Regions from separate parts of the Homo sapiens genome. Here region 2 is linked to region 1. Evidence: read pairs that join two places in POLR2A ChIA-PET (ENCODE). Cell type or tissue: GM12878. All regions are shown on one strand. Region 1 overlaps EPHB1 (EPH receptor B1). Region 2 overlaps EPHB1 (EPH receptor B1).

Evidence for each region. Peaks named below come from ENCODE experiments on the same cell type or tissue, not always from the same donor. Only the 100,000 strongest peaks of a DNase experiment are listed, where the experiment ranks them.
Region 2: POLR2A ChIA-PET joins it to region 1 with 7 read pairs; 1 of 35 experiments calls an interaction of 5 or more read pairs at or near these places.

What each region holds. Positions count from the first base shown.
Region 1 is chr3:134,900,013-134,908,012 of GRCh38, reverse strand. All of the region lies in intron 1 of EPHB1 (EPH receptor B1), which reads right to left. Among named protein-coding and RNA genes, the nearest start is that of EPHB1, 110 kb to the right of the region's middle. In GM12878, no CTCF peak of the experiment used is centred here; DNase peaks (open chromatin) are centred at 3,032 and 3,552; H3K4me3 peaks cover 1,335 bases; H3K27ac peaks cover 2,697 bases.
Region 2 is chr3:134,951,839-134,959,838 of GRCh38, reverse strand. EPHB1 (EPH receptor B1) reads right to left here. Exons shown (of 16, transcript NM_004441.5): 3 at 7,787-8,000. Among named protein-coding and RNA genes, the nearest start is that of EPHB1, 160 kb to the right of the region's middle. RefSeq lists an enhancer at 2,859-3,108. In GM12878, no CTCF peak of the experiment used is centred here; a DNase peak (open chromatin) is centred at 3,218; H3K27ac peaks cover 2,808 bases.

The DNA of each region.
Region 1 (8,000 bases):
TGTGGTGTGCAGCACCTCAAAGGAGGAAGCTTGGAAATTTCTAGTCTCTAACCCTGCACCAGGAGGACTCTGGATTTAAGAGCAGGAGCATGTTGGAGGCCCGGAGAGGGGAGGCCACATTCTAGCAGGCTGGAGAGGGGAGAACATGTGGGGCAAACACTGACATAGACAATTATCCCTCACTTCCGAAATGCAATCAGTCAATGACATCTACTGTGGGCATGGCCCAAGACTTTACTGAATTTTTAAATTGAGTAATACAGCCAAGTTCTACTCTTTCTTATAAGATGTCTATTCTCTTTTTCTTTAAGATTTCCATCACCAGTGCTGGCTGGCTTTCTTGGTGGGGAGGGGGCGGGCAGGGGGGTCAGTCACTTTTCTTCCACTTCACGGGAGGCAGTTAATCTAATGTATGTAATGCAATGATGATAACTGGCAATCAGCAAAGCACTTGCATCCCTCTTGGCTGGTACCTTAGTGCCTGTGGGTCAAATTTGCATCTCAGCAAAATGACACGGAACTTCACTCTACAGCATTCAAATCTCAGTGTTAAATCTGGTAATGGCCAGAGACAACTGAGCTGTGTTTTCTTTATGTTTCACCAAGCACTTTGGGCCCATCTGCCCTTCCTTTAGAAAAATGATGCAAAGCTTTGTCTACCAGCAGAAGAAAACACATATCTACTTTATTTAGTGGACTCTTACCTAGCCAGCCATGGTGCAACTAAGAGAGCACTGGAGTTGAAGTCAAAAGATAAAGGTTCCAATCTAAGCTGTGTTGATAATGGCAATGTGGCACTGGGTAACCCACACAACCTCTCTGAGCCCCAGATTTCTTATCAGTAGCATGGATGCAATATACCTGTTTCCCACGTTAATTTGAAGATCGAATGAGGTACTTTTTGTGAAGTGTTTAACACTGCACCTGGCCCATAATAATCACTTATCAATGCTAATTATTATTATTTCTAAACAGTTGGATTCAGATATATGCCTTTTATAAATAGCACTTGTCTAGCCATTAGAGTTTATAAACTATTTTCACAGGCATTATCTTATCTTAGAAGACCATTAAGAGACAAGCATTGGCCCTACTGTTTGAGATCTCATTACACAAACTGAACACAACACCATCAGTTGAATGGTGGCTCAACTCCCTAGACCTCTGGGGTGATAGCCTCTGGGCTGCAAAGCAGCACAGGTCTAGGTAAAGTCCTCCAGCCCAACCCAGGAGCACATTCTCCAAGAGGGCCTTGGTTTACCACTGACCACACTGGCTGCTCTGATAAGTGTTATGATGGTCTGCTCTGGCGGCTGGCAAACTTCATATGTTAGGCTTTGGGAGCCATAAGATCTCTGTTGCAACTACTCAATTCTGCCATTGCCATTACCTCATGTAAGCAAACTATAGGCTGGATTTGGCCCATGATATATAATTTTCCCACCACTAGATAGTGAAGGGTTGTGGCCTGGACAAACATGCTAGAAGAATTTGATCAGTGATATTTAAAACTTGTCTTTTCACGTTTGATCACTTCATTCATTATTTTATTGTACAATTAAAAGAAAAAACTCTTACAGCTATCAGCATACCTATAAACGTCCACAAAAGTTTGTGTGACCTCTAGAATACCAGAAAATCACCAGCTGGAACCCAGAGGATACTCAATGAACAAAAATAAAATTAAATAAAATTTATATTACTAAGTCATCTAAATAGAGTGTACCTACAGAAGATGACTGGCCTAATTCTGATCTATGATGCTATCCCCTCGGGCTAAATGGTTTCAACAAAATTCAAAAAGGAATTTGAGTCCTTCCAAAGGGGTATAAAGGGAAACAGAATAAACATGGGGAACACAGGCCTCATTTGCCATTAATGAATTTGCAGAGGAACGTGTATAATTAGTGTGTTTGTCAGCTGGGTTTCTGTAGACTTGGCACATCAATGGGATCGCATCACCATGGGAGCGCTCAGAAGGGCCATGGGCCCTGGGCTCTCGGAAGAGTCTCCTCTGATCTTATGGAAACCACCAATCAGAGGTATGAGAAAGGAGATCAGCCAAGAGAAAATTCAATACTGCAAAATCAGGTGGCAGAGGAGTGAAGCTAGCAGATGGGCAAAGGGGGCTTCAGAAGGGAAGCCAACAGCAAGATGCTCAATCGAAACAGTCCAAGGACTGCCTGGGAATCATGGGGAAACGGCAAGGCTCTGTCTGGCTTTCACAGCTTAGAGGGCAGTTGGGAGGAAATGTCCACAGCAAGGCTCCTGGTCAGCACCAAGAGGAAACATAAGCCAAGAGTCAGTCCAGATTTGGCCAGACCTCAGCACAGGAAAAGAGGAGGCCAGAAGTGTGGTGTACTCCACAGGCCACACTGACTGGCCCTTGTAAAACCACCTCACCACCTGCTGCCTTTGCTCTTCCTCTTTTCCTTAGGCTTCCACTCCATTGCACCTTTTCCCAGCGGGTGGTCCCTACAGATGTGCTGGGCTGATGGATAAACCACATGTGCTTCCCAAAGCAGAATGCTTGCCCTGCCCCCTGGTTGGCAATGCTGGGCAGTCAGTAATGCCGGGAATGACAAGAGAAATGCCTGACATGCGGAAAGTGACAAGAGAAATGTGTGGAAGGTGTGGCGGGGAGTGGCTGCAGTGCGCACACTCCACAATCAGTTTGGTAGGCCAGCAGCATGTGGAAACTCACAGAGAAAATATGTCGGCTTCAGAGAGAGGCTCCTGGGGCCCCCTCAGCCAGCACTTTGGATAGCTCCAAAGAGGAAAGTGGAGGAAGGCTGATCCCCAGTGTCCATCCAATCTTCTCTACCTGCAACTTACAAGAGTATTCTAAAGAAACACTGCACTGGAGGTGGGTACTGATGCAGCTATTGGGGAGTGAAGCAGGACCCTCACCCACAGCCACAACCACTCCCACATGGTCTCAGGGGCTGACTCATGGTGACCAGTGCTGTGGAATCATGCCCCATTACTTTTGTTTTACAGTTTCAGCTCCTGTAGAGATCATTTGTCTCTCCAAGTGCAGTCCTGTGACTGGGCACTCTGCCACCTGGTGCAAAGCCCGCTCCCCTAAAAGGCCCCTGGTTAAAGCAGAGAAGTAAAAGAGCTAGGCATAGCAGACCCAAACAAGAACATTTTGTCAAAAACAGATCTCTTTCACCAACTAAGCTTGAACAAATTGTATAAACACTATATTTAGACACTTTGAAGGAATGTTTAAAGTTTGTGTTTCCTAAATGACAGTCAGATGTCTTCCCTGACTATCTGTGATCAGCTGTAGAATTCACTTCCCCATCCCATACTCGTGATCTCCAAGAGACTAGCTACTCAGTGTGTGTGCCAAAATCTCTCAGCCATAGCCCCTTGGTGAGGAGGTATTTCTCCCAGCTATGAACTTTTTCCCATGCAGAGTCAAACCATCCGCTGGCTCAGCAAGTGTAAAGCCCCAAAAACTGTGGGTTGTTGCTTCTGAGAAATGTCCACCCCCATGGTGCTTACCTGCCACCCCCCACCACAGACCACAGACCACAGACACACTGGCCCAGGCTGACACCCACTCGCAGGCACCCCTCCACCACCCTAGCAGCTGCCTGCTTTCACACGCTGCCTCAGAGATGAAAGCGACTATGTCCCTTAAACAGAAGAGAATATTTTGAACAGAGAATTAACAGCAAATTAAACTGGTTTCACTGTACTCATTCATGCACAAAATTAGTGTGGGAGTTAAACCAAGAAAAAGCAAACAGGCGATGTGTTGCGATAATCAGAGGGCAGAATCCAGCCTCAGAAAGAAATGTTCACTCAGAGGAGGAAAGCCTGGGAGCTACAGGCTCCTAATTGGGCAAGAGTGCTACCTCTTCTCCCACCTGGAGCCAGCCTCCTTTCCAGGGCTGGGGGATCCAAAAGGGCTTGGAGATCTCCTAGGCCAGCAGCAGACAGCCTCATGACAGGTAGACACACCCTCCTGAAAAGGCCCCCGGTGCTTGCCTGCTCTGCTCCCTGGGCAGCTGCTTGCACTGCCGCTGCACAATCAATGAAAAACATTACAGAAACAACCAATTAGGGCCTGAAATGCCTTCAGGCTTTTTCCTTCGTGGGCACATCTGGCTGCGGTGGGGTCACAGTGAAACTTCTCTCCTGTGGATTCACTGGGACCCAGAATTAGCAACAATGGAATAATAACCAGCTTTAGAACACCAAGCAATTTTTAATAACTTCACAAATCTTTCCTTCCAACTCTGTCTGGTTAATCTATTACCTAATTCTTACCTTTGATAGAATTCTTACCTTTGGTCCCTCCATTTACCAAGGCCCCATCATTCCCATCCCTAGAATAAAACCTGGTCCAGGCGTACACAGTCCAGGCTGGGTGGAAGGGAAGTATACATGAGTGGACAGTGAAAGGACCCCAAACTTCCAGCCCCAAGGACCTTCTGAGAAGGAGATTCTCAGAAAGGGCAGCAGCGATCCCAAGCAAATTCATTTTAATGACAAATGATGCTGCTAAAAGTGCCGGTGCTCACTGTGCACGTCAGCACATCCTAGGCCTTGAGGCAAGCTGAGGCTTCTCTCCTGGGCACACTGCTGAAGAGGCCAGAGAGGTTGGATGTGAAGAGTCAGCCTCTCTCATTCCATACACTCACCCTTGTTTTGCCAGCACCAGTAGGAGCTACCCTAAAGCTTCAGGGGATGCCTGGAATGCAGGAGCCCAGACTGGAGCCCTGAGCAGGCTCTCAGAGCCCTGCTCCTTCCAACGACCTCCAGATAAGCTCTTTGTTGTCCCCAGCTTGGCACGGAGCCACCCAGAGCTCCAAGTGGAGTGCCCGCACTTTTATTTCTATTTATTTTTAATACATCAAATAAGATGAGAGAAACATAAGTTTTAGTAATACCGAATATACAAATGGGACCTAGTACCCTCAACTTGGGCCATAGTCAGGACCATGTGTCCTGAAAAGCCTGCAAGGGCAACCTGCGGAAGGGTGGCCAGGGTGCCCTAACTCCATGTTCATTATCTGCATGGAATATGGCAATTTACAGATGCCTGGTGAAGAGCATTTCCAGGCCACATTATCTGGTTTAGACTAAACTAACCGTTATAGAGATGGAATAAGTGGCTTTCAAAATTGCTGCAAAAGATACTCAAGTCGAACCACTCTGATACCTTAAAGCATAAATAAAGCCCAAGAGCCTGAGGCTGCTGACACTCACCCTACTCCCAGTAATAGCTCTTCATCAGCCACACGAAGAGCTAAAAACTAGGATAATCTAATCAGATATGACAAGAAATTGGCAAAAATATCAAATAATCAAGAAGGCTATATGAAATACAGTTATACTTCCACTATCATTAATGATGAACCTTACCCTGAGTGTTTATTCTGCCTGCTGTACCAGCTAATGAGATGAAGAAGCCATTTTAATCATAGCAAGATCTGTTAAAATATTGTTTATTTCATCTTTATCTGATTTTTAAATAATTTCCTTTTATTGCATATATTAAAATGCACAAAATGCATTAGCACAGTAGCACATGCACACATTCACTATATACATAAATATAAAAGTCTTGGGACTGATGCTTGGTCTGGGATCCTGGAGTTTTGGAGACCACTTCCCATCTCACTGGGTGGCACCTTCCTCCTGCCAGTGACTCAAGCCAAAAACTTGTACACCCTCCTGGACTCCTGGCTCCCCTCTCTCATCCACTTTTCTATCACTTCTTCTCTGTCCTTCCTCTCTGAATATCTCCCAATAATTCCATCTATCTCTATATCCACTGACATTGCTCCCATACAGCCACAGCCCCCTCTCTCCTAGGCACCTGCATCAGCCCCTAACTACTGTCTCGCCCCCTTTCTTGCACCTCCCAAATTCACTCTTCATCTCACAGACAGGTCGGACTTCTATAAATGCAAATTTGATTATATCTGTCCCTTATGCAAAAGCTTTCAATAGCTGCCCATGGATCTCAGAGAAAAGTACAAGCTCCCTTTCCCTCCTCCTCCACATTGTCACTGTCATCAGCATCACAAATAACAAGTATTGCTCCTTTCCTATTGGCCAGTCACTGGTGCTGAATATGTCACATCCACTCTTTTAACATCCACAACCCCTTTAAGAGGTAGTTACAGGTACTGCGTTCACTTGACAGATGAAGATACAGAGGCTGAGGGAGTAGTCCACATTTCTACAGCTTTGCTCTGTCTCTGCCTCCTGCAGTTCTCCCTGGCCACCCACACAGCTCCCCAGAATTGCCCTCAGTTCCACCCCCATCCTCTCTCATGCCCAAGCTGCACCCATGGCTTCCTTTGCCTTGAACGCCACCATTCCTTTCCCCTGGATGACTCTTCTTGCCCTGCTGGCTGTAGCTTAGAGGCTGCACTCAGTGAGATGCCTTTCCCATATGGGCCACCAGTGGCTGCCAAGCCAGCAGGTGAGAAGCCTGTGGGGAAACCAAACTGGGCCCAAACCTGCCCAAGCCTCCAGGTGTAACTCTCAGTTTGCAGGATGTCCAGGGAACCAAGGAACCAGGAAACAACACCATGGGGATACAATCAGCAAAACCCAGACCCTGGGAAATGCTATAGGACATGTAGCCTGGTTTATCCAACAAATAAATTAAATGAAAAATAAGAAAAAATAAGAAGGGCGAAGGAGCCTAAGGAGTCTTTTAAGAGACAAATCAACCAAGTGTTACGTGTAGATTTTGTTTAGATCCTGATTTAAATAAACCAACTGTAAAACTTTTATGAGACACACAGGAAAATCTAAACACTGACTGGGTATTTGATAACACTAAAGAATTAGTGTTAATTATTTTAGATGTGATAATAATATTGTGGTTATGTTAAAGAAAGAAAATATGTACATATTAATGTAAAAATATTTAAACTATGCTCAATAAAATTATAATAAGATTTAAAAAGTTTTTTTTTTAAAAAGAAGTTCCACATCCCAAGCCCCAAGTGTGAATTAAATTAGGTACTGTATGAATTCTTAGAGTCCCCTAATTTTTCATCAGACCAGTCACCACATTTGCAACTAACAATTTCATTAACATCATTCTTCCCCATGCAACTGTATGCTATGTGAGGACATAAATGTGTCTGTTGGTCCATTGAGACCTTCCAACACAATGTATGCACACAACACCCTCCAACACACACCCATGTGCCTCTCACAACTACATCCACCTGTACCAACACACAAATGCACACCATGTACACACCCATGCCCCCTCACACCTACATACACCTGTGCTCACACACACACATGCACCCAGGTCCTCCTCACACCTACATACACCCATGGCCACACACAAATGCACACCACACACACTTGCTCTTATGTCCTCACATGCTTTTTCCCATCTCTCTGCCAGGTCTACCTCCTCACTGGGCCCCGTTAACCCAGGCAGGAGGGCAGGAGGAAGAGGAGTCATGACATCCTGGAGGCCTGAAGTCCATGTTATTTTAGATGTGTACTTAAAATATCCTGATTTCTCAGGACCAAGATTCTACCTCTCCACCCACCCTCTAAGCTGCCCTACCCACACACCACCAGTCTTATTCCTTGACTACCATTTTATTCTATTTATTCCTGGTTCCAAATCCTTTTTAGGTTATCTCTATTCAGCTATTACTACTACAAAAAAAATAAAAATAAAAAATGAGCAGCCAGCAAGCACAGGCACTTTGCTGGGACCACTAGGAGACCTAAAGATGTAAAAGGTAAGATTCCTGCTTCCAAGGGCCATGGCTTCTCAGCCAGAACAATCTCCATGACAGTCATCATGTCTGAGCACAACTGTGGCCTTTGCCTGCCATGACTCCCCAGCAGCCTATGAGACAGGCCCTATTGTCACATTTCTATAGAAGGAGAAACCAAGGCTCAAGAATCCAAAGCCTCAGTATATACTGCAACCAGAGCCCGCTTCTAACCAGAGTCTTATCTAGCCCCAAAGTCCATTCTCCTACAGTGGT
Region 2 (8,000 bases), 52 kb before region 1:
ATGCAGGGTCCTTGATACAAATAAGAGAAACACAATCCCCCAGTCCACAGCTCCCTTCCTTCCCTCTGCCCTTTCCTGTAAGCACAAAGCCTCAGAGCCTTTTCTTCCCTGGTGAGCCTCAGATTGCCCTCTGAGGGGCTGTGTATTATCTGCTGGTTCATAAGCAGCTTAACATGTCAGAGCTCTCTGGAGAGATGGAGCTGCCCCTAGAGGGATTAAAAAGGAGGTGGTGATAGTGGACATGGAGTCCTGTGCAGAGGGACAGTGCAGAAATGTGTAACCACAGAGCCACCAGAACCCCAAGAAGAAATAAGGTATAAAAACACAAGAGAGAGGGTCATTTGTGAGAGACAGTTGACAGAAGTTCGATATTCCTGAAAACACATGGTGTGCTTTAAAGGATGGTTATTTTTAGCAAAAGCCAGTCTCAGAAGTGGAGGCAGATAGTGGCCTCCCTAGACCTGAGTTCTAATCCCAGTGCTAACATTAACTAGCCATGGCTCTCTAGACTGGTGCCCAGAAATGCTCCTGGCGGACCCCTCTCTGGATAAATGAGGCAGTCTCTCAGCATCTCCATACCACTCACTCCAGCAGTTTCAGACCCCAGAGGTCTTCATGGGAAGACGTTGGTGAAGAAAACGATGGCATTAGGGCCCCTATTGGACTCCTGACGTGGTGATGTTCCCACTACCCACCCCACCTCAGTAATAACCATATGATGTCTCTGTCATCATCTTTGATAATACATATATATTAAGTCATGGATGACCAAGTTCAAACAAAATCCACCTAGGGCAGCTCTCATGCATGGGACGCTGCCAAATCATGATCAGTAGCTCTAACATTGGCCTGGAAGACTCAGGATTATTTGCTCAACACTAGTGGAATTTGGGTGCTTCTAGCCCTGTGTCTCAAAGGCAGAAAGGATCATTATGCAGAGCACAAGGGGGTTTGGAACCCAGAACTCCCGCTTGCCATCCTCTGCCGCCTCCAGAGCCCAGCATCCTGGAGTCCATGCTGCAGAGGGGCATCCTTCCAGCTCCCTGTGCTGTTGCTCATGCCGGTGTCACAGTCAATTACAGACAGCCAATTACATCTGATTCCTCTCTGGGGGTCGCTGGGTAGGGCCGCCATGGGGAGCAGAGGAGGCCCGAGAGGTTTCTAAATGAAGTAGCCTGTTGGGAAATCCTATTATGAAGCTCATGTTACAGGGCTGCGGTGTTAATGACCCTGGCCTCCCCTGGCCCTGAACACAGCCGGTCTCCCTGGAGCTTGAGAGGAGGCTATCTGGGCTGTGGTTTCCCTCTCACCAGCCAATAGCTGATGGGACTGAGAGAGCAGAGAGGGCTCCTTGGTGCCCTTGAATGTGGCTTCCAGCACTGAGGCCTCACACACACACACACACACACACACACACACACACACTCCCTTGTGTTCCTCACCTTCTCTTTCAGCAGCTCAGGATGAGGAGGCAGGGGGAACCCAGAGCTGGGACCAGCAACCCTAAGGGAGATGGAAGCAGGCCCCGAAAACCTCTTTTTCCAAGAAGAGCTAAATTAGATGTATTTTTTCCACTTTCAAATCCTGCAAATTTTTCATCTCAACTCCCCCAGGCTTATAAAGTGGCTCATCTCAGCTGCTCAAGCTGACAAAGGTGCAGAAACTGTTGAAAGGTTCAAAATGTCCCCTGGGTTTCCAGGCATGAAGGAATTTACATGTAGGTTTTCTTTACTAAAGAAAAAAGTCCCCACTTGGAGAGGGCGGAGGAATGAAGAAGCAGCCAGGAAGGAGAGGACAGCAAGCGTCTGACAAGAGGAGAGCCTAAGGCAGTGCTGGTGGGATCACCAGCCATAACTTGCAGAGAGACACCAAATGGGAAGACAGGCACATCGAGAGCTGTTCTGTTCTTCTGTTAGAGTTGTAAAGGCCCTGCCAATGTCCAGAGTTAGAATGGTCATAGGTGATCTGAGAGCCTTCTGGAAAACCTACACAGATTCCCAGTTAAAGTCATGCATCCTCATTCCCAGCCCCAATTTGTAGGCCTGAGCAGAAAATAGGAGTCCTGCAGGTTTGATCATGCTGCTGGGACCAGTAGTGGTACCCCTGGCATTCTTAAGACAGTACCTAGGGACCCAGCTGGTGCTGGCTAGCTGCAGGGATGTTTGTTTCTATAACACCCAGACAGTCAGTCTTCAGCTTCTGCCCCTCTTTTCCCTGCCAAGAGCCCTTTTCGGGCTTTATCAGCTGTGCCATCATGTTGATACTCTGGGTTGTTCAGGGCTGCCCTGTATGGCTTTCCCCAGCCTCCAGTCTTTATTCAAGGGGTAGTGATGCTCGGATACCTTCCTCCTGGTGGCCTGTAGGCTTTGTTCTTGGTCTACCCAGTTGCCAGCCTGCTCCTGCAGTCCCCTCTCCCAGACTCCTTCTTCATCCCCTCAGGCACCCAGGTTCATCCTGTCTACAAATCCCAGTAACCCTATAATATCTTCAGTGACCTACCCTGGGGTCCCTTTCTTCTGGACACCAGTCACATACATGGTCCTGGTCTGCTGCTTAGAGCTGGGGTTCTTGGATTTTTTAAAATCCCCATGTTTGGGCCATATACGAGACTTATCACCATCTCAGAAGGAGGCAACTGGGGATGTCACTTTGTAAAACCTTTCTGAGGGCTCTCATGCCTTCCCTGGGGTCAAAAATTGCTGGTTCTGAAGACCATGGCTCTCTTGGGCTTGGAGAGTCTTCTCTCTCCACTTGGTCCTTCATTTCACAAAGACCACCTGCCTAGACCACCTGGCTTAAGGCAGGCCATGTGAGCCATAACATTCAAACATGTGTTAACTTGCCCTTTGATCAGTTGAGGAACAGTGGCTTATTCCTCTCTGCTGTTTTCACTTGTCACTGCTTGGTGGTCATGGAGCTGGGCCTGGGCAGATGCAGGAAGGTGATGACTGGGAATTCAGGATTCCTGCTGACCTGTGTCTCTGGATGAGGGAGTCCCATGCCATCTTCATTCCAGAATCTTATTTTCTTAATAAGGGTGATTCAGAGCTTAAGGACAATGACACCTAGCAATATGTAGCATGGCATGGCTTAGAAAATATTCTCATATCCATTTTCACACACTTTGAGAAGTAGGCAGAGAAGATATGACTGTCAATGAAAAGGGACTTACCTAAAACCACGTAGCAAGTTTGCAGCAGAGCCAAGACTAAAACCAGCCCCTATCTTTAGGTTAGGTCTCTTGCACCCAAGCATACCCCCTTCCTCTTTCATCCACCTGCACCTCCTGTGCATGACAGCCCCAGACAATGAAGGCCTAGGCACCATAAGTTGGCACGTGCCCTCTGTAATAGCAAGCTAAGGTCATCCTGGGGCAGGGGCAGAGGCAAGAGAGGATGGCAGGGAGAATTATGCATAGCATTGTCATTTTCTGAGTCCCCAGTGTAGCTAAAGAGGCAGCCTAATGAAGCAGCTTCTTCTGGAAACTCCAAGGACTATGTCCTGGGAGGGAAAGCCAAGCCCTCAGGCAGCACTCAGGGGAAGAACAGATCCACATATGCATAGTGCTCCAGCTAGGATCTGGCCACTCAGGGGTTGTCACAGAAGATATGACAGTCATATCTTCTCTGCCTATTTCTGAGACACCCCCATGGTCACCCTTATGGGATACTGCAGCCCTCGAGCTTCTAGCACATAGATAAGGAGCCTGCCCCTGCCAGGTTCCTTCTAACAGCCCCAGCCTCCTCCCCTTCCTCCCTGCAGTCCAACTTCAGCTAAAGCAATATTTTAGGCTACACAGTAGAGAGAGAGAGAGAGTCTGCTGAGAGCCAACTCGGCCTCCCTGGCACAGGAAGAGCCAGGCTGCATGGGACCTACACAGAGAATAGACTTAGCCACCAACCTCAGCAGGGAAGAGGGGAGAAGGGAAGACAAAGCTATGATTTCTCATTAATCCTCTACACTATGAGCATAACTTGAAATTGGGGTAGATGGGGCATTTTCCTAGTAATTAACAATTTTATAAAGACAAATGCATGATGAGGTCAGAGTCACTAGTGAGATGAGGTCAGCAGGCCAATGTGACTCTGCCTGATGGGACCAGCCTGTGTGTAAAGAAAGGATGTCCCAAGTCTTTGCTATTGTGAATAGTGCCGCAATAAACATACGTGTGCATGTGTCTTTATAGCAGCATGATTTATAGTCCTTTGGGTATATACCCAGTAATGGGATGGCTGGGTCAAATGGTATTTCTAGTTCTAGATCCCTGAGGAATCGCCACACTGACTTCCACAATGGTTGAACTAGTTTACAGTCCCACCAAATGTCCAACAATGATAGACTGGATTAAGAAAATGTGGCACATATACACCATGGAATACTATGCAGCCATAAAAAATGATGAGTTCATGTCCTTTGTAGGGACATGGATGAAATTGGAAACCATCATTCTCAGTAAACTATCGCAAGAACAAAAAACCAAACACCGCATATTCTCACTCATAGGTGGGAATTGAACAATGAGATCACATGGACACAGGAAGGGGAATATCACACTCTGGGGACTGTGGTGGGGTTGGGGGAGGGGGGAGGGATAGCATTGGGAGATATACCTAATGCTAGATGACACGTTAGTGGGTGCAGCGCACCAGCATGGCACATGTATACATATGTAACTAACCTGCACAATGTGCACATGTACCCTAAAACTTAGAGTATAATTAAAAAAAAAAAAATTAAAAAAAAAAAAAAAAAAAAAAAAAAAAAAAAGAAAGGATGTCAGGAACAGGCCTTAGGCCAAGGAGCCCTCTAGAAAATGCATGAGCCGCTTGCCACACATCCTAATGCGCAAGTTCTCCCCATAGCTTCCTCTACTCCCCTCTCACCTGTTCTCTTCTCACCACCCACGCTCTTCACAACAGAAACAGCTCTAGGCCAGGACCACTCTTTGCTGGCTGTGCTGTCTAATTGGTCTCCAGGTGCCTCTGCACAGCCAAGCGACTGGTCACCACGACTTTGACAGGAGACGGTTTCACAGAAGCAAAGTGAAAGCCAAGAAAATACAGTTCCCTGGCCATAATGAAAGTCTGTTCTGTTTCCATGCAGGAAAAATAGCATGGAACCAGAAGCGGAGAGATTATTCTTTCTGCCACCCTACAAAGTCCCAGTTTCACATATGCAGAAAAGATATATCAAATCAGCACAACTTTATGAATCATAGAGCCATCAGCATTTGACCCAGCCAGGCTCAGAGGACATCAATTCTCAGGGCTGTGTTGGGAGAGAGTTCGTTGTTGAAGGCTCACTGTGTCTCACCTGCAATTCTCTGTTATCCACCATTCTCCCTGCTTCTGCCCTCATGATGATTGTGCTAAGTGGGCTACACCAAAACCATTGTGAATGGCCACCATGTCCATCTGGCAGCACTCCGTGAGCACCAAAAATGAGTGGAAAGCCTATCCCTGAAGACACACCATGGAGACCAGTAACAAGTACTTCCAAATGCACTTCCCACCCCCCACCAAAGAGTGCAGAGTCTTCCCAAGATCACCACTTTTGCTCGAAGGTCCCCTTGCCAGCCATCAGAGTCCAGTTACCTGCAGAGTTAAGGGCAAAGATTTCAGGGGATTCAGCTGAAAGTTCTTGAGACAAGGGCAAGGGGCCCTTCTCTTCCCTTTCAGGGCACAGAGTTCAGCCAGGATGCTGGGCCACAAGACCCAAGATGCCACTCTCCACGCTCAGAAATATTACCAAAATGTGGCTTCCCATGCCTCTGAAGAGGCAAAGTGATGGTGCCATGGGTTCCCCATTTCCTTTACCCTCCAATGAGTTTGCAATAAGTAGTTTGTAAAGTCAAGCCATGTTCACAATAGCTCAAGATTAGAAATGTCCAACAAAACTCAGGAGGGGATCGAGACTGGGAAGGAGAAATGGAAAGAAACAATTTGGATTTACATATTTGTCCTCACAGGCCCTCTCAGGACAGCCACAGGAGGTAACTGACAAGCTACACGGACAGCAGAACCCTCTAAAAAAGAAAAGTTCCAATTAGCCCAAAGAAATGAAAGCCTGTTCCCAGAGACCCAATTAAATCAGAACCAATCAATGCTTGCTCTGGTTCCTGCCATTCTGCTCAGGATATAATGAGAAAAATGAGAGTGCCCCAGCCAGCAAGTGTGGTGTGGCAGCCCTCTGAAAACCAAAGAAATCACCCACCATGCGCTGCTGCAAGCATGCCGGGAAGCTGCTGCACCTGTGCCTTTAAGAACTCAGCCTGGTGCCTTGGTCCCCACTTAGACCCTGCCAAATGGCAAAGATAGTGACCCATCCCAACCAATGGGACAAAGAGGAGGACTGTGGGACCAGGCTGGGATGGTTTTAAAACTGTTGACGTTGATGCATCAGTGGATCTAAGATCTGGCACTCTCTCTCCTTTGTTTCCACACAATCCGTCATGGGTACCAGGACCAAGAAATCCAATAAAGACACAAAGGCGCAGCTCCCTGTTCTCAGCAGGCCTCAGGAAGGCTGAGTGAGTGCTCTGGCCCAGGCAATTAGCTGAGTCCAAAGGATTGCAGAGCTGATGGCACTAACAAGCCTGCTTGGCACTTCAGCTGCAGGTGTCTGGGGAGCAAGGTAAGTGGGGAAGTAAACTGGCATAGGCTGGTCTGGTGCTCAGGCAGGGTGGGGGTGACATCAGAGAGGGAAGCTGGCAGGAGGCTCACAATGGAGAATAAGTTGCTGATACAGCCCCCAAGACCCAAAGGACTAAGGGTAACCCTAGGGGTACATTAAGGTTAAGGTGGTCATTTCTGAGGTCCATATAGGAAGGCTTCCTTGTAAAAGAATCAGGACCTTTGAAGGCTCCAAGCAAAATTTAATAAGGGAAAGCAGTCTTCTCTTCCCCAACCCTGGATTCCCCCACGTTCAGCTTCCATGCACTTAGACAATGCATAAGCTGAGGGGCCTCCAGATCCTTCTATTCACTCCCAGAGCAGACTGAGCCTGCAGCCAGTTCAGCACATTTATTGCCACATGTTGAATATGGGCTTTCTAGGGCTAGTGCTAGTGATGGCTAATATGAGCACACAGTATCCTGACATTTTCAAACTGCAAAGTTTGCACTACTCTGTGTCATTTAGAAGCAAAAGTTAATACAACACATGATACAGTCCCACTCCCATTCCAATAGTTTCATCTCCTTCCAGGGCCTGGCAATGAGCCCCTAGAGAAAGACAGCCAAGCCAGAGGGCTTTGAGTTAATGAGCTACACGGGTTCAGTACCAAGTTGAGTGCTGTGGGAGCTGGACTGAAATGAACTAAAATATTTTCCAAATTCAGTCCCTTCTCAATTACCCTTCAGTGAATTGTCCATGGCAACCCAAATTCCAAAGTCTCCAGCCCCAGAGCTTAGGGCTGGATGCAGGATATAGGGGTGTGTGTGTGTGTGAGTGTGTGTGTGTGTGTGTGAGAGAGAGAGAGAGAGAGAAGAGAGAGAGATAAATTCAACACTTCAACACTAAATATTATGGACTGGTTATTAAGTTATTTTCCACTGTTTGAAACTCTCCCCATCTCTTTCTCTCACCATGAATAATAAATATGGACAACCTGGTTGGACATGATTGGAAAATCATCAGGCCTAGCACTAGGAATGGGAGTCCTCAGAGCTTTATAATAAGCCATTAGACTATTTTCTGTTCCTGTATGACCCAGAATTATTGGTGGGGAAACCTTGCAGATCTGGCCCTGCCATAGATGGGCAGGAAGCAGAGGCTCCAAAGCTTACCCTTGCATGCCACGCTGTTCTCAGGCTCATAGCCAGGCTTGCAGGTGCATCGCCCAATAGGCACCATCCATTCCCCATCCCCGTTGCAGTAGAGTTTGATGGGCACGTCCACTTCCTCTGCGTTGGGGATGCATGTGCCCCGAGCAATCACCAGAGATGTGCTCTCTGCCCCTGTCATAGTCTCTGGAAACACTGCAAAATTTTGCACAATGCT